2 separate regions of the Homo sapiens genome follow, and region 1 is linked to region 2. Evidence: chromatin loops called from intact Hi-C (ENCODE). Cell type or tissue: heart left ventricle. All regions are shown on one strand. Links, peaks and the distances in the headings refer to the core of each region. The heading gives the core; the rest is flanking DNA.

Region 1 (9,664 bases), core at 2,495-7,494, 120 kb after region 2:
AACTTCTCCTGGAGGGCCCACAAGTAGACTTGAACAAATGGATAGTTATAATTTGTTCTTTGATAGGACAACTCATTATCATAAAAATATCAGCTATCTTCAAATTAATAAATTTAATTCAATACTAATAAAAGTGACAAAGTTTTACTTTGAGCTTGATGATTTGATTCTAATATCCACATATAAAATAAACGTACAAAAATAGGAAGACCTGACAGTAGAAGAGTAATGGGGAAATTGCTTTTTCCAATATGCACACTCTAGAGCCTCTGTAATGAAATAGTGGGTGCTGGCATACGAATTGGTCATCAGAGAAAAAAAATCAGGACATAGACCCAAGAACACATGGAAATTCACTGTAATAAAAGTGGCTTCTCAAATCAGTGGGAAATGATAGACTTAAAAAAATTAATAGACTATGTTTGATTGTGGTAAAATCCATACTACATAAAATTTGCCATCTGAACTATTTTTTAAGGTATACAGTTCACTAGTGTTTTGTCATATTGTTGTGCAACCATTCTCCAGAACTCTTTTCACCTTGCTAACCTGATTCTGTACCCATTAACTAACTCCCAGCACCTCCCCATCCCCCAGCCACCGGAAACTATCATTCTACTTTGTGCCTCTCATTTTGACTACTCTAGGTATCCCATATAAGGAGAATCATACAATATTTATCTTTTTGTGACTGGCTTATTTCACTTAGGGTAATGTCCTTAAGGTTCATGCATGTGGCATGTCAGAATTTCCTTCCTTTGTAAGGATGAATAATGTTCCATTGTATGTGTATGTACCACATTTTGTCTGTCCATTTATTTATCAGTAGACTCTTGGGTTGCTTCTACTTTTTGGCTGTGATGAATGATTCTGCAATGAACATGGGTATACAGATTTCTCAGGACCATGCTTTGAATTCTTTTTGATATATACTCAAATGGAATGCAGGATCATAGGGTAATTCTATTTTAAACTTTTTGAGGGACTTCCATACTCTTTACCACAGAGACTATAATATTTTACATTCTCACCAATAGTGTGAAAGGGTTCCGGTTTCTCCACATCATCATCAACACTTATTATTTTCTTTTTTTTTTTTTGATATTAGCTATTCCAGTGGGCATGAGGTGATATCTGATTGGGTTTTGATTTGCGTTTCCCTAATGATTAATGATGTTTGGCATCTTTTTATATTCTTTTTGGCCATTTGTATATCTTCTTTGGAGGAATGTCTATTCAAGTCCTTTGGCTATTTTATAATTGGATTTTTTGTTATTGTTGATTTTTAGGACTTCTTCATATGTTCTGTATATTAACTCTTTATTAGATACATGATTTGTAAGTATTTTCTCTCATTCTATGGGTTGCCTTTTCACTTTGTTGATTGTGACTTTTGATACAAATAATTTTTATATTTTGATGTAATCCATTTTATCTATTTTTATTGTTGTTACCAGTGATTTTAGTGTCATAGCCAAGAAATCAATGCCAAATCCAATGTCATGATGAGTGATACAGTTTCACCTCTTTCATTTGGGTCTTTGATACATTTTGAGTTAATTTTTGATTATGATATAAGGCAAGAGTGAAAATTCATTATTTTTGCACGTGGATATCCAGTTTATTCAGTACCGTTTGTTGAAAAGACTGTTCTTTTACCACTGAATGTTTTTGACACACATGTCAGAAATTACTCAATCATATATGCCAGGGTTTACTTCTGGGCTCTCTATTCTGTTTCATTACTCTGTCTGTGTTTATGCCAGTACTACATTGTTTTAGTTTGATTTTATTTTTTAAGAAGTTTCAAGTTTACAGAAATAATCAAATGAAATGTATAGAGTTCCTATATATTCCTTCTCCCCACCAGTTTTCCTTTGTTCTTAAAATCTTGAATTTGTGTAGTGTATTTGTTGTAATTGCATAGGCAATATTGAGAGATTACTGTTAATGAAGGTTCATAGTTTACATTAGGATTCACTGTTTGTATTGTATATGCTATGGGGTTTGACAAGTATGTAAGGACATGTGTCTAGCATTACAGTATCATACATAAAACAAGTTTTACTGCTCTAAAAATCTTCTGTGCTCTGCTTATTCACCCTTTTGTCCCACTAATCTCTGGCAACCACTAATCTGCTTTCTGTCTCCATAGTTTTGGCTTTTCCAGAATGTCATATTGTTGGAATCATACAGTGTATAGTCTTTTCAGATTGGCTTCTTTCACTGAGCAATAAGCATTTAAGGTTCCTCTGTGTTTTTTGGTGGCTTGATGGCCCATTTCTTTTTATTTGAAAAGTTAGACTTTTAATAAGTTGTGTTGGAACACCTAGATAATCATTTGGTAAATATGAAGTAGGAGACATACTGTACACCGTACACCATCATAAAATCCAGATGGGTCAGACATCTAATTGTAGAAAAAAAGAAAAGAAAAATCAAGAAAAAAAGTGAAGCCAGATAAATACTAAAATAAAATGTGGGTAAATTCACTTATAAATTGGATATAAAGAAAGCCTTTCTATAACTCAAAACCAAGATGAAATAAAAGAAAAGATTGACAGGTTTGCCAGTGGCAACATAAAAACTTTCAAGAAAAAGTTTTTATGTATGAAGAAAACTACCATAAGCAAAACCAAAAGACAAATCATAAACTGGGAATAAATGTTTACAACACATCATATATAAAGGGATAATCTACCTAATATTAAAGGATTCTTAAAAATCAGAGAACACAGGAGAAACTTAAGAGACAAAGGGATAAAACAGGGACAGAGAGCTCATGTAAATCGGTACGCAAATGGCTTTTAGACCTATGAGAAGGTGTTCAAGTTCACTTATAATAGGAGAAATGCAAATTAGAATGGCACTATGTAACTAAACTCAGGTCTGAGCCACTTGAAAACCAAAAACTCAAGAGACAAGTTTTGGTGAATGGAAAGTTAGTTTTTTTTTCCAAGAAGCCAGCAACTCCAGGAAGTCAGTGAACTAGCGTTTGAAGACCGCCTTTCTAAGTTGTGAATCTAGATCAGGAGTTTTTAAGGGAAATAGGGGAAATGATGATCAGAGCATTCTTGTGAACATGCATAGTATCAGGTGGCTGTTAATCATTGCTTTTTCTTGGTGAAAGTCTTGTGGCCTCCTACAGGCTATTAACAGGCTGGTCAGCCCATTCCCAGCGCTGCTGGTATTTTCTTTTATCTTTCTTGAACATCCTGTTTTCCTGAGGCTGTATTAGATGAATAATCTACAAACTCATGCAAAATAATAATTACATTCAAGCAAGCAAGCTTTTTCTAACATGGAGTCAGTAGATACCATTAACCTAATAGATCAGAAAACATTTAAAATCTTGGTGAATTCTCTTGGTAAAGACAAGGGCAAAAAGAGCCCTTAAGTACCTGGCTGGTGTGAGTGCCCGAGGGTCCCACTCCATGGAGAGAGATTTGGCAGTGTCTAAGAATGAGACCTCCACTGACTGTCAGTGCCCACCCCTGCCCTCTGTGCTCTGCATCTTTCCATGTTCCAGGGTGAATTTTCGTGCTAGAACCGTGTAAGTTTCCTCTGCCCACCAGCTTGTAGGCTGGAATTCACATTCTCTGGGAGAAGCTCTCAACCAGTGGCTCTCCTGTTGCTGTTATTCCTCAGGAGGCATGATTTTGAGGCATGTTCCTTGCGCCACTTCCAGCGTTTCCCTTCGGGATTCTGAGACCCTGTCCCCTGGGGGCGCGGGCTGGGAGAGCACCCTTTTTGTCTGCCTTTTCCTCCTGTGTTACCTCCTCGCCTTCCTATACTCCCTGCATTTCCCTCATAAGCAACTTGCACTCTTTTCCTTGTTACAAGTTCTGCTTCTGAAGCTTCCTTACAAATATCTTTCAGTGATTGAAATTGAAATTAGTGTTCTGTGCCTCCAGGCCCTGCTCCCAACACCCTCTAAAAGTGACCTGCTCTGAATTCCTAATGATTTACCATTTCTGGAAACTTAACTCACATATCTTCTATGTACTCCCTAGTAATTTCCTTTTTTTTTTTAATGTGAGGTGTAAACTCCTGGAGGAGAAAAAGTGTGATTCTCAAGGGTCAGGTGTCGTGTCTTGCATATAGTTGTCACTTAGTACATTTGTTGAATGGAAAGTAGTAACACTTTTCTAATTTTTTCTCAAAATTCTTGTATACACTGATGTGATATTTATAAAGCTTCTTTCTTCTTATGTGTTTTCTTTTTCATCTGTTACACAAAGACAATCATGATCGTTTCTGTTGTTGAAAAAGTGTGACTTTAACCATTTTTTCCTCACTTCTCATTTAAAAATAAAAAATTTACAGCAACATGGACCTAGTAAAACCTGATTTAACCTAGACCAAACCTACAAGAAAATATGGCTCTTGACAAGTAGTAACTGTCTTAAAAAGAAGGCGGATTCATTTAAACCATTAGCACACCTGTAGGTTGCTGGTACCCGGCATTATCCCTACAACATTGGTTTTCTGTAAGATCGATTACTTGACCTTGCCTGAAAAGATTTTTTCAGAATCTAGCTGTGAACCTGTTATTATTGTTTTAACCCCAATATGGGTACATAAAATGGATACAATTCCCAGTGGTCAGAGGACATACACTGGAATACATTTAGCAGGAAGGCTGTAGCAGAGCGATTAGCAGAGATTAAGAAAGTAGTATTAAAGATTTGGTGGCTGTTCCTCGTATATTCATATATTCAAAATAAACTTTAAAATGTGTAGGGCAGTGGGACTCTGACTCATAATGTTAGTTTTAAACTAATTACTCTTATAGTAGTGCTGTTCCCTTTATTGAAAAATAAGTGTTGTATTACAATGTTCAGGCTCTTTGTCTTTATACACATACCAGTTACATAAACGGGTAGTATTTTCTAATTGTATTTGACCCTAGGACTCAACAGATGCAAATGGTTTATTTGCATTCCATCTATGGCAGCTAGTTCAGAAACTTATTCAACTTTCTCCTGAATTGGCAGAGACAAAGGGTCTTCAGTAGTGACACAGTTCATTCTGGTTATTCACCACATCTAAATGATGGACATCTAAATGATGGACTGTCATATTTATCCTGTCCCTAAATCTCATTTTCTCATTCTTCTAAGTGTTGATATTTGGGTCTCCCTACTGAAATTGTACAGAGTATCATTTTTGGGGGGTCCTTTTGTAAGGCAACTTTTTTGAGATATAATCCACACATTGTACAGTTCACTGACTTAACAGATGAGCATTCCCAGTTCTCCATATTTTTGCCAGTGCTTGTTATTGTCCATATTTTTTGTTCTAGCCACCCCAATGGGTATGAGGTGGTGATAGGGACAGGAGGCAGGGAAATTCTGGGCAGAAAAGGACGGGTCCCTGGTGAAGTCCCTATCCTCAAGCCAAAGAGCCTGGAACTGCAGCCCAAAGTGAGAACTTATGCTCCTGTTTTCTGCTCCAATGTTGCCTTTTCCAAAACCACCCATGGCCCTGCCCCCAACCCCCATCCTGTGCCTATAAAAACCCCAGAGCTCTGCCAGCAGAGGGGAGAAGCAGCTGGACATCGGAGACTATGGTTGGATGTCGGAAAGAAGCAGCTTAACCTCGGAGGGACAGTTTGATGATGTTGCTTTGGAGAGGATTCTGGCCAGGACGGCTGGACTCCAAGGGAACATTACCTTCCTGCCCTGTCCCTTTTTCATCTCCCCTTCGCGCTGAGAGCCACTTTCACCAGGAATAAAATCCCTTGCATTTACTGTCTTCAGTTCGTTCGTGTGACCTCATTCCTTCTGGACGCCAGAGAAGAACTTGGGTGCCACAAGTGTGGGTGCAAACGGTTGTCACACTGACCGTCCACTGAGCTGTTAACACTTAAGCCATCCACAGACAGCAAAGCTAAAAGGGCACTGTTGCACTTCCTCTGGGGCTTCGGATCACGGGCACTGTACCCTAAACCCTGCTGCAGGGCCAGTACAGAGTTCGCTCTTGCTCCTCCCCAAAAGCGCTCGCCCCAGCTCCTGCACCTGTTCACATGCACTCCCCCTCCTGTGAGGTTTGGAGCAGTCAGTGAGTAGAATTCGCCCCTGCCAGCACCAGCACGAGTGCACTCCATTTCCCGCCTGTGAAGGGGTCAGGGAAATAATCTGCTTCTGTGGTACTTGTGGATTTGAGTTACATTTCTCTAACGACTAATGATGAGCATCTTTTTTTGTTCATGGTGGTCATTTACATATCTTCTTTCAAAAACGTTTTCAGATCTTTTCAGATCCTTTGCTCATTTTTAATTGGGTCATTTCTTGTTGAGTTTTAAGATTTCTTTATAGATTCTGGTTAAAAGTCGCTTATCAGATAATATGATTTACAAATACATTCTCCTATCCTGTGCGTTGTTAATAATATCATTTTATATTTAATTTTTTAAGCTCTCATAGAAGGATTACTAATCTTTTACTTGCACACTTCTGGTACCCAGAAGTTCTTCAGTAGAGGTTTATGAATAAATGAGTGGTGTATCTTTACCTCCCTTCTCAACTACTAACCAAACTAAATATGCTTAGTTCCTCAGTTGAGCCTCATATTTTGCCATCTCTCAATCTCTCAAGAGTGAGAATGACCATTCTTTGGAAGTCTGTTGATGTACCATTGTGCCTTATTGCAGAATGGTGTTCCAAACTGGACTGTAATGTGACTTCCCTATTTTGGGTACATTGAGGGTATCAGTTCCTTTGAACTTGATACTGCTTTTCTATTTATTCAACTTAAGATTTCATGACTTTTTAATGCAACTCTGTTATTATTTTGCAAATCAGTGAACTATTGTTATATTCCGTGGAATAATAGATCAAAGTCAGAGAAAGTGCGTAAGTGAAAAATAGAGGATATCAGCCTTGACAGCAGTTCATAGAAAAAGACCTGGGCTTTTTAGTTAACTAATTTTATATAATTCAGTGGTAAGACAAACTTCAATAGTTTTGTTGTTCTTTGAAGTTTCTTGGTGGTTTTATTTTTAATGAAGTTCTTCCTGTCAATTAGAGCTGTGAAATAATGGAACGGGTGACTTGAAAAGTAATGACTTCCCTGTCACCAACATTATTTAAGTAGAGGCTGGGTGACTAACAGGGATATTGTAAGAAGGGGCTCTTGAATGGAGGGTCCATGACTGAGTAACCCATGAGACCAGCTTCTTTCACCTCTAATTTTGTGATCTAAGGATCACCTCTGCCAAGATCCTTAGGAGAAAAGGTCAGTTTTTTGTGTACACATGCATTATATTTTCAGTTTATTTTCTCATCAAGCAGATGCCTTTAACCTTGAAAGGCTGCTTTATTTCTTCATTGAATTATTTTGGCTTATAAGGAAAATATGTCTGTAGTACTAATCATTAATGATTTTAAGTGTATATACTCAGATAAATTTTTGCTTAGTTGTGCATTCCCACTTTTTTTTGTCATGAAGTTTCACAGCTGTATTTAGTAAAATCTTTTGAGAGACAGCCAAGTAACTGATTTTTTTGTGGCAAGCCAATGGCATGTCAAATTTGGATTTATGTTGGAAAGCTGTTTTGCAGACATAAAAGTTGAAATAAACAGCCAAATTATCATTTCTCCCAAATTTGGATGTGGGAAAGTGAATATGTGTTTGGCTTTTATTTCTGGAATAACTTGAGAATGGATAAATAGGTTTTCCTGTGTGCTGTATTAAACGTGTGCAATTTTGCAGCAAGTCCAAATGTGAGAAATTTAATCCCAAAGAATTATGTTAAGTGTTTGAAAAACATCTATTACTTGGGATCATCTCCTGTGTGCCAGGCACTAGGCCAGGTGCTTTACAAATGTTATCTCATGTAATCCCCAAAATAGAACTGTGGTTTTATAATCATTTCTGTTACAGGCACTAAAATCAAGGGCATCACAGTTTAAGGTAATTTGCTCAAGGTCACAGAATCAGTAAGTATGAATTACAAATTTGGGATTCGGACCCAAATCTTCTTGTCTCTGGTCTCTGGCCTATTCTTTGAAGGCTTCCCCAAGTTCTTCAAGTTTTACTTATTTTTGTGCTGTAATAGGAAATTATAAGTAAGGTTCAGATATTTGTTATTTAATAATGTGACTTCTGATTCATACTTAACAGTATTTCAGTATGTTTAATTCTGGTTTTGTATAATGATTTAAAATCCAAAATAGCAGTGATGCAGGATTTTGACTCCTTAGTTCAGCTAAATCTGGGTTCTTATCTCATGACCAGAAAGAATTAAGCACATGGACACATTGAAGGGTGAGGAGGGTGGAATTTATTAACCTCTAAAGGAAAGCTCTCAGCAAAGAAAAGGGTCCTGCAAGAAGGTTTCCACCTCACAAATTGAATACCAGGGCCACCATACAGGAGCTGAAGAGGCTACGCTCCTCCCTGCATAAGGCGCAAATTCCTGATGGCTCCGCCCAGTTCCCTCAGGGCACATGTGGGCATGCCCAGGCAAGCCATAGGTAGTATTGGAAAAGACAACATTCCATTGGTTAAAAGGCATTATTCAGAAAGAATCAATTAGGAAAGGGCAGGCAAACTGGGGCAGATGTTCTCCCTTTGGGTCTTGGGTTTCATCTGAGACCAGCAGTCCGGTCTTCAGCCTTCAGGCTGTTTTAGGCTTGAAGGTGAGGTTTCACCAGGGACCCTTCCCTATCTGCCTAGGCATTTGTCTGCCTCCTGCCTCTATCAGCAGCATTTCTCTATTATAATTGTTAGGAACAGAAATAATTAATCTGTGTCCTAGACTATTTGTAAACTCTACCTCAATGTAAATGTAGTTTTATAATTAAAATGAAGGATCATCAAGAATCTAGCTATTACTTTTTTTTGAAAATTAATTTTCCTCCAACCTTTTTTTTTTTTTTTTGAGATGCAGTTTCTCTCTATTGTCAAGGCTAGAGTACAGGCCCACTGCAGTCTTGAATTCCTGGCCTCAAGCAATCCTCCTGCCTCAGCCTCCTGAGTAGCTGGGCCCACAGTTGTGCACCACCACACTGGGCTAATTTTTAAATTTTTTGTAGAGACAGGATCTAGCTTTGTTACCCAGGCTGGTCTCAAACTCGTGGGCTCAAATGTCCTCCTGCCTCAGCCTCTCAAAATGCTGGGATTATAGATGTGAGCCCACACTGGCCCCCTCCAACTTTTTATGGGAGGTGTTCCTGAATGGAATGGCTTGGCCTTTGTTGTACATCAAGGTAATAAATAAATGGTCCTCACTTATGGCTTAACTTTATTTTCCCCAAGGATTTGGCACAGGTGTTGTGTGACCCTGATTCAGGGTTTGTGGAACCCCCTCTGGGTAGTGAAATAGATGATCTTCTCAAGATAGATTATACAATCATGCCTTAGGCTGGTCTTTGAGTGTTATATTATCTCTTCCTGGCTCTTTTAATTTTCTGCTACAGACAGAACTTCCATTGTATTTAAAATAGCATTTATTTTATAATAAGGCTGAAAAAAAAACAGTACAAAAGACTTAGAAGAATATAGTCAAGGTAGAGTTGATGTCAAATGGAAATGGTAACATTCATTTAAGTAGAGCAATTAAAAATGGCCTTGGGGCTCTTAGTTTTACTTGCCATATTGTCAGTTCTGGAGCCACTGGTAGGTATTTTGTCCTTATCATTTCAAAGCACACAGTTGA
Region 2 (9,664 bases), core at 1,512-6,511:
CAGTGGGTCTGGATACATAGCTCGCATATCCATTAATAGCCTGCATTACAGATTTTATGTAAAGTGTTAGTTTTAATTACGTAAGCATTAGATTTCCTGTAAAGATTTCAGAAACCACACTATTTGAAAGAGAGTACAAATTTGCAAAGAGAATACACATGTAGTGGATAGGTGAAAAGCTTACTCCCTAAAACTATCCAGATATGGACAATTCAGGGTCATCTGTCAGGCCATTTATAAATAACTCATATTAGCATTAATCAATAGTGCAGCGTTCCAGGCCTGAAACAATGCATTTAAAAAATGGGATATTTTGCCTTTAAAAAAAATTGTTAATATAGACAGTCCTCTTGAAATTAGTGGGGTTTAGGTATAAATTTAGATCATATTTGTGAATGAAACCAAGGCCAATTTAAAAAGCTATGTATTTAAAACTACAACAAAGTAAAATTCTTTTTATCTTAATCCAAATATATATTGGTCAGTATTTCTTATTCCAGAGCTCAGAATTACCCAGGAAATCTTTGGTTTCCTAAAACTCAAAATGTTTATTGCCAATAGCTAAGTAATATCTTCTCGTAAACAGTGTGGCTCAAAATTATGATCCTATGTTTATGAAACTGAAATCTGACTTAAGTGCTTGTGATTGTGTTTCTAGTTATACAAACTTTCATAGGAATGAAAGCAAAGCATAATTCTGAGGTTAAGACAAACATGTTTGGTATTCATTAAACTCTACTGAGCACGTCTACGTGTGTTTATTGATCATCTACTGCAGGCTTAGTTCTATGCTCAGTTCTTTGGGATGCAGGGACAGAAATTAGGTACTCAGAAATTTCTAGAACCAAGTAACATTATTTTTAAAATAGTGCAAGTCTGGGTATCCTTTTATAACAGGGTTTCTAACCATAGTTCAGCTTTGCTGTATTAATAGTATTGTTGATGTCAGCACTTTCTTGGAAGACATGTTTTTTGCTTATTCAACTTTTGCCTCATGTTAGATTTTTTTTTCTGCTAAACATTGCTGTTATCTTAGTGTTTGTTTTTTGTTGACTGGCTGTTTGGCCTGAGAATTTAGTTCTGAATTCCTTTTTTTTTTTTTTTTTTAAGGCAACAGAATAAACAAGCAACTGTGTGTCCCTTGGCGCGGTAGCCAATTTAAGGTGATTCATACCCAGTTACTTAATAGTAAAGTCTCATTCCTAAAGGATATAAACTCTATTTCTTGCAAGGATGCTTAAAGAGCTGAGCAAATCTTAAAGCATTATTATCACATTTTAGACTAAATAAAGATATTTTCGTTCATTCTAATTTTCGTCATTCCCAAACACACTGTGGCCTTCTGTGGCATGAGTAGTTTAATCAAGTGTTTAGAATTTCTTGGCCTCAACCAGATTAGAGGAATTTAACTCAGCTGTTGTTGAGAAGAAGTAATTCTTCAGTCACTACTGAGGTTTTGTAAGTGTTATTGTTAAAAAAAAGAAAAGGAACTTTGAAGTCTTTATTAGAAAATAAGGTGAACTCATTGTGTTTTATGTATGTTCTGAGATAGAGTTAAAATATTTCAAAATTACTACGGGGCAATTTTCAAGCTTAAAATAAAAAATGGCTCACTACCCCTGGACAGGTTGAATTTGTAATTCATAGCTGAACCGCTAAAGTTAGCATGCAGATTACACTATGAGAGTTCATGCAGGTCTAAATAGTCTCAAATAATTCTTTAATTTGTCTCTACAAGTGTAAGTTTACTAAAAGTACTATATGGAAATTCCACTATCCCAGCTTTTGCTGGGTCCCTTGCTATAACCCCTGACTCAGTTCCTTGCTTTCAGTGAGAGCTCCCAACAGCTCTCATCATTTCTTTCTGTGGCTTAAGTCTGTGCATGCTCCCAGTTGCCACAGCAGAGTTTCTGCAACCTGGGGTTCACAGGATCATCTGGGGGTGCTTATTCAAATGTAGCACCCTGCTACATTTTTCATTCCAGAGGCTAACACAGGGCCCAGGAGAATCTGCCATTTAAAAAAGCCACCCATGTGATAGAAAGCCCTCTTGAGGGAAAGCAAAGGCCTGTTTGTGATGAGAGCTGTTCTTGGCCTCCCTTCTTGTGGCACCCTCCCGAGCTGGGGACTGTGCACTGTGCATTTGCTACTCTTGAAGCACACTTGACCTTCACCTTTCACCCTAGTTCTTTTGCTTAGGTGCTGGGTGGGATCCATCCACCTTGCTCCTGGGATCTTCTACATGCCTTTTACCGTCTATCTGCATGTCACTGCCATTGCACCCTTCTCCTGTAATGCACCCTGCTTTGGTGTAAAGTCAGTTGCTCTCTTAGCTGTTCTCATAATGCTTGACCCTGCTTTCTTTTCACACTTACTGCAGAGGTTAGGAGCAGGACTCTGGGGCCCACCAATCTGGATTTGAAACCTAGCTCCTCCTGGTCTAGCTGTTTGCTGAAGGGTAAGTTATTTTATCTTTCTGAGCCTGAGATGCCTCATGTGTAGAGCGGGGAGAATAGTGACTACCTCACAGTCTGTTGCGAGGACCAAATGAGGTAATAAACATCCGGGGCTGAGAACAGTGACTGTCAAGTAGTTAGCATGCCTCGAAGGCCAGCCATTGCCATCATTGTGATTTCTAACATCGGCTTTTTCATGATCATCCTACAGAGCTCTGCGCAGCCAGAAATCTGGAGGCAGCAATCTTGTCTCCCCTTTCAAATCCAGCACATAACACACCACTTGCTCCCCACACCAACCCACAAGTGTTGACTGAATTGCACTGACTTTACTTGCAAATGCATTTCCTGACTTCAGTGTCACCAGACCTCATCAGTCTGTGGCTATCAAATACATTCTGTTGACTTCAGTAACTCAAAAGTCCATGTCCTTGTGATCACCACCTTGTGCGTTGTCTCTACCCGCTCCCCTCCCTGAAGGACTTGGTTCCCTTGCTCATTCAGCAGTCTCTCCACTCCAGGCCCTGCCCTTCCCCTGCTTCCTCACTAGCTGCAGGAGGGAGTAACCTGCTGGTGCTGGCTGTGCCATTGTGTGCTCTTGCTGCCTGCACCGGTAAGCTTGCTTGATGCACACCAGGCTGTGGCCCAAGAGGTGCCTAGAGGAAGACGCTGCGCCCCTCAGTTCCCCTCTGCTGCACTTGTGTCTACCTGGGCCTCTAGGTGCTGTCAGGGTTTCAGAGGAAACTGCTCCTGCATCTGCAGGGAGCTCTGCTGGACTGAGAACAGGCTCACCTCCTGAGAAACACAGAACCTGAATTCATGCTTGGAGAAGACAACAATTCTCCAAAGGCTGACCTCCCCTGTGTGACCGAGCCCCGGAGCCCCTCTGTTGGTTCAAGATCCTGCATTGGGGCTGCAGAAGCGGCTGGCCCAGTGGCGTGGCTTTCCTAGGACAGAAGGATTGCTCCACCCTACAGGGGAACAAATGTCCACCTTTTAGGAGACAGAAAACTGGCTGTTGTATCCAAATTACCGTTTTTCTAGCCCGCGGTTTCTGAACAGTTTCGTGGATCTTAAGTCTGAGTTTCAGTTAGGCTTTCCTCCCCACTGGCATATCTGCAGGAAGGACAGTCCTAGCTCTGGATATTTCTCTGCCCCCTTTTATTTCTTGCTGTATGAGTCACTACTCTCCCCCGGTGCATTAGTTTCCTGGGGCTGCTGTAACAAATGACCACAAACTTGCCAGCTTACAACCACAGAAATTTCTTCTCTCACAGTTCTGGAGGCCAGGTCTGGAGTCAAGGTGTGAGCAGCTACGCTCCTTCCTAAGGCTCTGGAGACACCCCGTTCCGGGCCTCTCTCCTGGCTCCTGGTGGCTGTTGCGAGCCTTGGCTCATAGCTGCATCACTCCAATCTCTGCCTCCGTCTTCACATCACCTTCTCCTCTGGGTTTATTCTCTTCTGTGTGTCTCTTTTAAGGATCTTTGTCATTGGATTTGGGGTCTACCTGAATAATCCAGGATTATCTCCACATTGTAGGATCATTGATCATATTTTAAAAGACCGCTTTATCAAGTAAGGTAGCATTTTACAAGTTTCAGGAGTTAAGACTTGATGACTTGGGGTGTTCATTATTCAACCTGCTACACCCGGGTAACAGTAATCTACATTCTCATACATCAGTTGCATTGTACCCATTTCATAAATTAATCTTGTGCCATTTAATTTGGTAATCTGGTTAGTGCTAGGAATTTTTCATATTTAGGGGAGAGAGAATAATAATAACTACAGAAACAGTATATAGTTCCTTGAGCCCCTAGGCATGCTAGGCACTGTCACACACAAATGCTTACACTGGCCTGGGAGAAAGGTGCCACCATTATTTGCATTTTACTGATGAGGGGACTTAAACCTGGAGCACTTAAGTAACTTGCTACGGTCTGCTTAGCAAGTCGGTGACAGAATCAGCAATGAATTGGCCGTCTCCTTCAAAGTCTGTGCTCTTTAAAGTGGTCAGGACTGCAGGAGGTGACCTCAAGTCAGAGCTGGGTGGGGACCTTGGTGTAGTTGTTTCTACCACTAAGTTGGTGGTAAGATCTTGGGCAAGTTATCCACTTCTATGAACTTGACTCCATCTAGCACAGTAAAAGGACTGTGAAGGAGGAATTAATAGGGAGGCACAAATTAAAAGAAGACCAGTGAGAAGCTTTGGGTTTGGTTGGATTCAGTTGAATTTAACATTAGATATTTGGGTTATCTGGGAAGTTTGATTGTGGCAATTTTTTTTTTTTTTTTTGAGACAGGGTCTTGCTCTGTAGCCCATGCTGGAGTGCAGTGGTGTCTTCATAGCTCACTGTAACTTTGAACTCCTGGGCTAAAGGGATCCTCCCACCTCAGCCTCCCTAGTTGCTGCAACTATAGGCACATGCCATCTTGCCTGGCTAATATTTTATTTTTTGTAGGCTTGGGGTCTTCCCATGTTTTCAAGACTGTGGCAATGCTTTTTTTTTTAAAGCATATTATTTACTATAGAGCTTTATAGAAATGTTAAATAGGACTATTGTTTAGTTAGTCCCATTTCTCCTTGCACTGTGAACGTGGAACCTTAAAAATAAAAGTGTTGGCATTTAAAAAAAGCTTGACAATGCTTCAGTGAATTTAAATATATATAATATATATATTTCAATACTTGACACTAAAAATATTAAGAGAAAATATGAGTTATTATGAAAATATCTAAGAACGATGTATTTGGAATTATTATTATTATTATTATTATTATTATTATTATTATTTGAGGCGGAGTCTCACTCTCTCGCCCAGGCTGGAGTGCAGTGTTGTGATCTCGGCTCGCTACAAGCTCCACCTCCTGGGTTCACGCCATTCTCCTGCCTCAGTCTCCTGAGTAGCTGGGACTACAGGTGCCCGCCACCACGCCTGGCTAATTTTTTTGTATTTTTAGTAGAGATGGGGTTTCACCATGTTAGCTGGGATGGTCTCGATCTCCTGGCCTCGTGATCTGCCTGCCTTGGCCTCCCAAAGTGCTGGGATTACAGGTGTGAGCCACCGTGCCCGGCCTGGAATTATTTTAATAATCTTTGGTCATGCTGTCAGTTAACTTTATGGTAAATAAGTAATTGGAGTTTTAACTGTAGAATTTGTTTTGTTGAGATTCATTGCAAAACTGTGAGACTACTTTGCAACTCCGTCTTGGGAGATTGGTGTTGAATCTTTCTGGTAAATGTTTGATTTGGATGTTAAGCTAACGTTTGCAGGGCCCCTGCCTGTTAACAGCTACCTGGGCTTTGCCTGTTTGGCCTTGACTCTTCTTCCTAACCTGGGGTGAGGTCTGCAGGATCCATGTGAGGCCAGATGTGCTCCATGGGGAGAGTCTGGTGGGCAGATCCTGAGTGATGGACTTCCCATTTCTCTCTCCTTCTCTGCTTTGCTGTCAGGAGTATCTGTTTGTCTGAAGCCTGCTGATTCTTTCTGTTCCTCCAACTTCCTTTCTGTAATGCCAGTTGGTAGCTTTGGCTTTAAAATGGGCAAACCTCCTGCTCTCCTGGTTCAGAATTAGTGATTTTTATCCTTTCAGGGATCATGCTGTGGAACACACAGCAGCCTGTGGAGTCTGCTAAGCCCGATTCACAATGGAGCATTGATCCCTGCTGCTGTGTGGCACCCTGGCCTCTGCAGCATACACATGCTTGGGCCAGGATCAATTTTCAGTGGGTTTTAGGTCTGACACACTGGCTTTAGTTTATAGTAACATCGGGGGCTTGTGTCTGCCTAACCCCATCCTTTATAAAGTGGGGATCAGTGCCTTACAGATTTTGATGCCAACATAATTATTTATAAAATCATCACATTACATAAGATGTGCTGTTTTTCTTTTTTCACACAAGAAATGATTTTCATTTGATGTATTGATCAGTGTAGTTACTGGGAATTGAGCCCAATACATTTATTCTTTTATTTGAGATCTGCTAAAATTGTCTCTTCCTTCGGAAGACTGAAAAATGATCCAGGTTGTGAATGAGTTGTTCCAATTCTTTTCATGCCGAGCAGGGCTTTACACTAAATTTGGGACCTGAGGGGCCAGATTTAGGATCTGGAGGGTTAAGAGTGAGACACAGCGGCTGCCTGGCCACATGCCAGATGCAGGAGGTAAGGCTGGAGGTTCGTGACCAGTTTGGACATAGCTGCTGCTCTGGTAAAACACAAACATCAACAACGAAAACTTGATTCCTGTGGAATATGTGCTATAATCTAGGAAACAGAGATTCTCTGGTATGGGAAATCCTTGAAGTCTTGGCATTAGTGACAGCACCTGGAAATACTCATTCCAATTCAAATGAGTCTGAAGTGGGCCCTGGAGGGGCTGCATGGGGAAATTTGCAAGTGGTGTCTGTGCCGGGAATGTTAAGTATTGATGGTGATGCTGAATTTATGAATATGGAAAGAATGCGTGTACTCAGAAGGAGGATGCAAACAGATTTTAAATTTTATTTTGACATTACCTTCCAGTGCAGTGCATGGTTAGCAGTAACTGTATACAGAAAGGGCCACAGAGGCTTTGGTTTCTGAAAGATGTCTGGGAGCTGCCCTGTTCACCTGGTGCCATACTTCCTCAGAAATACAGAAAGAGCACGCAGCAGCCAGCAAAGGTGTACTTCAGCTGGTGTCCCTATTTCTTCTAATTTAGTGTTGGATGGAATGATAAAATAGTTCTAATATGCTCATATTTGTCTGTGGTAGTACACAGTAATTTTCAGTTTATTTGATATAGCTGCTATAGGTCCTCAAAATAGAGTTTTGAATTTTCTTTCTTGGTGCTGACAAATTGATACCATTTGGAATACAGAGAAAAAGTTTCAGTGCAACACAGGTGAATTTTTTAATAGGATATACTAAGTAAGTTTAATCTCTGGCAGGGATGTCTGATCTTTTGGCTTCCCTGGGCCGTGTTGGAAGAAGAGCTGTCTTGGGCCACACAGAAAATACACTAACACTAATGATAACTGATGAGCTTAAAAAAATCACCAAAAAAACCCATGTTTTAAGAAAGTTAACAAATTTGTTTTGGGCCACATTCAAAGCCTTCCTGGGCTGCATGTGTCCTGTGGGCCATGGGTTGGACAAGCTTGCTGGAGTATTAATAAATATTGTGAAGCAGAAAGGCTGTGCTTATATAAAATTTTGATGATAAATTCTTAGAAATTAGCTGTATTTATCACACTCATTTTCTTTTAAGAAATCAGCAAAAATGTCCCCCCCCCACTTCCGTTCTAGTACCATACTTTGTAGCAAAGAGTTTTTGGAAAGAAAAGAGATTCTTGTTCATAGCACATCATCATTCTTTTCTCCTATAGATGTATAAGGGAGGCAAGGTGAAAATGAGCTCGTCTTTTTAAGCTCTTGTCGTGAATCGAACCAAATCTCTTTGGTTATTTTAAGGATTATTTCCTTGGTTATTTTGCAGAGTTCCAGTTGTGTGGGATGAGTTAATGTTAACCATACACTACTTATTTGCAATGTTACCTGTTGTGGACAGCTCTGGTTTTGCTTAAGCGTGTGAGGTTCAGGCCCTCATTCTGCAGTCTGAGGCTGTGGTAGTGATTTGGGAGAGGTCTGCCGTGTTGTCAGCCCAGCCCTCCCAGTCCAGCTCTACCAGGCAAGTCCTCCTCTCCTACTTAAGCACAGACCAAGAGCTGACATGGGATTAGGTGATATGTGGGGCCTGGTTCCTGCCATTGCAGAGCATGACAGACAGGGAGAGGGTGTGGCTTGAAACCTGGGAACCTTGTTTCTGGGGATGAGCAGGATGTAGGAAGTCAGGAAGGCAGGGAGCTTTTCTGGAGTCCCTCTCAAAGCAGCCACTCCCTTTACTGGTCTGCAGGACCAGGCAGAGTGGGAAGTGGGAGGTGGCTGCTCAGCACTTTGCTACCTGTTGTCTTTCTGAACTGAAGACTCAGACCATCTTTGAAAGTCCTGCGGATCTAGTGGCCTGCACTGGGTGTTTGGAGGAAGACTCCTCTCGTGAATAGTTTAAAGCTAGAGAAGCAAGTGGTTGCCATTCCTTGTTCCCTGGGACTGGTAATTTAGGGGACCCTTAGGATCTGCACAGGTCCAGAAAGAAGAGGCATCTTACTGTGGTTGCTTCTGTGGAAGAAGAGGCATCTTACCGTAGTGGCTTCCATGGCTGTGATCTTGGATGGGCGGGGCCAGATGGGGAGGAGACAGCAGGGATTTGGCTTCTTTTTCTCCCCTTCCCAGACCTGTGCGGTTGGAGAGCTTCTTATCCCAGTTAGCAGAGAAGGTAAAATCTGAAGTTAGCAGAGAAGGTAGAAATCATTTTTGATTTTTTTTTCATGTCTGACTTTGAATTGTTGAATTCATCCAAGGGTAAATATTCCTCTGTATACCACACTAGCCATAAGCACACAGTCACATATACTGCACATTAGATAGAGCGTGATGGTGACTTACAGGTCCTGCTTAATGGAGGTGAGCGAGGTGGTTTTATGTTATTTGGCTAATTTGTATTTGTTTAAAGGATAACTAGGCTGTTTCCCTTGCCCTTCATTATCTTTCTAGTTCATAACCTTTTTCTCCAGGCACAGACCTTGGCTTTGGTTGAGTGGGGAGGGAGGATGTCTTGTTTTCTTTAGTCTGCCTTACAGATGCTGGAGGAAGCTCCGTTGTTACTTTCAGGTCCCTGAATTCCCCAAAAAGCAGATTTTAAAAATCTTGGCCATGGATTTTCTACCTTGTTTTGGTGGAAACTGCTCTATTGGAAGTTGCCTGACTCCACCCAGCTCATCTGGGGGCTCCCAGAATTTTACTTGTAACCCATCAGATTTGCTCTTCTCCTGCTTGTAGACACTCAGGTGCCTAACCTGGGAGGTTTTCATGGGAACTTCACAAAAGACTTCAGAAAGGTGGAGAAGGAATTGCCGTTTATTTAGTACTCAGTGTATGCCAGGCCCTGGGTGCAAAGTTGCCAGTGTTACTGCATCAAACATTCTCACCAGCTCCTTAAGGGAGCTTAAATTAACACAATTTTAATGATGCAGAAACTGAGATCTGGAGCTGCGAGGAATAGAGATAGCTTAAGCATGTTTATTACAGAAATTCTCACTGCAACCAGTTGCTGGTTCTTTTCTTCACTCACTGGCATGTGGAAAAAGCCTGTTGATAAATTGTGA

The links. Peaks named below come from ENCODE experiments on the same cell type or tissue, not always from the same donor. Only the 100,000 strongest peaks of a DNase experiment are listed, where the experiment ranks them.
Region 1: it touches region 2 in a loop (1.9-fold over the local background); 1 of 110 quality-filtered maps calls a loop at or near these places.

What each region holds. Positions count from the first base shown.
Region 1 is chr18:7,720,055-7,729,718 of GRCh38, forward strand. All of the region lies in intron 1 of PTPRM (protein tyrosine phosphatase receptor type M), which reads left to right. Among named protein-coding and RNA genes, the nearest start is that of PTPRM, 160 kb to the left of the region's middle. RefSeq lists an enhancer at 7,722-8,921. In heart left ventricle, for the core only: no CTCF peak of the experiment used is centred there; no DNase peak of the experiment used is centred there.
Region 2 is chr18:7,597,694-7,607,357 of GRCh38, forward strand. The region is part of intron 1 of PTPRM (protein tyrosine phosphatase receptor type M); the gene reads left to right. Among named protein-coding and RNA genes, the nearest start is that of PTPRM, 35 kb to the left of the region's middle. In heart left ventricle, for the core only: a CTCF peak has its summit at 3,841; no DNase peak of the experiment used is centred there; H3K27ac peaks cover 1,984 bases.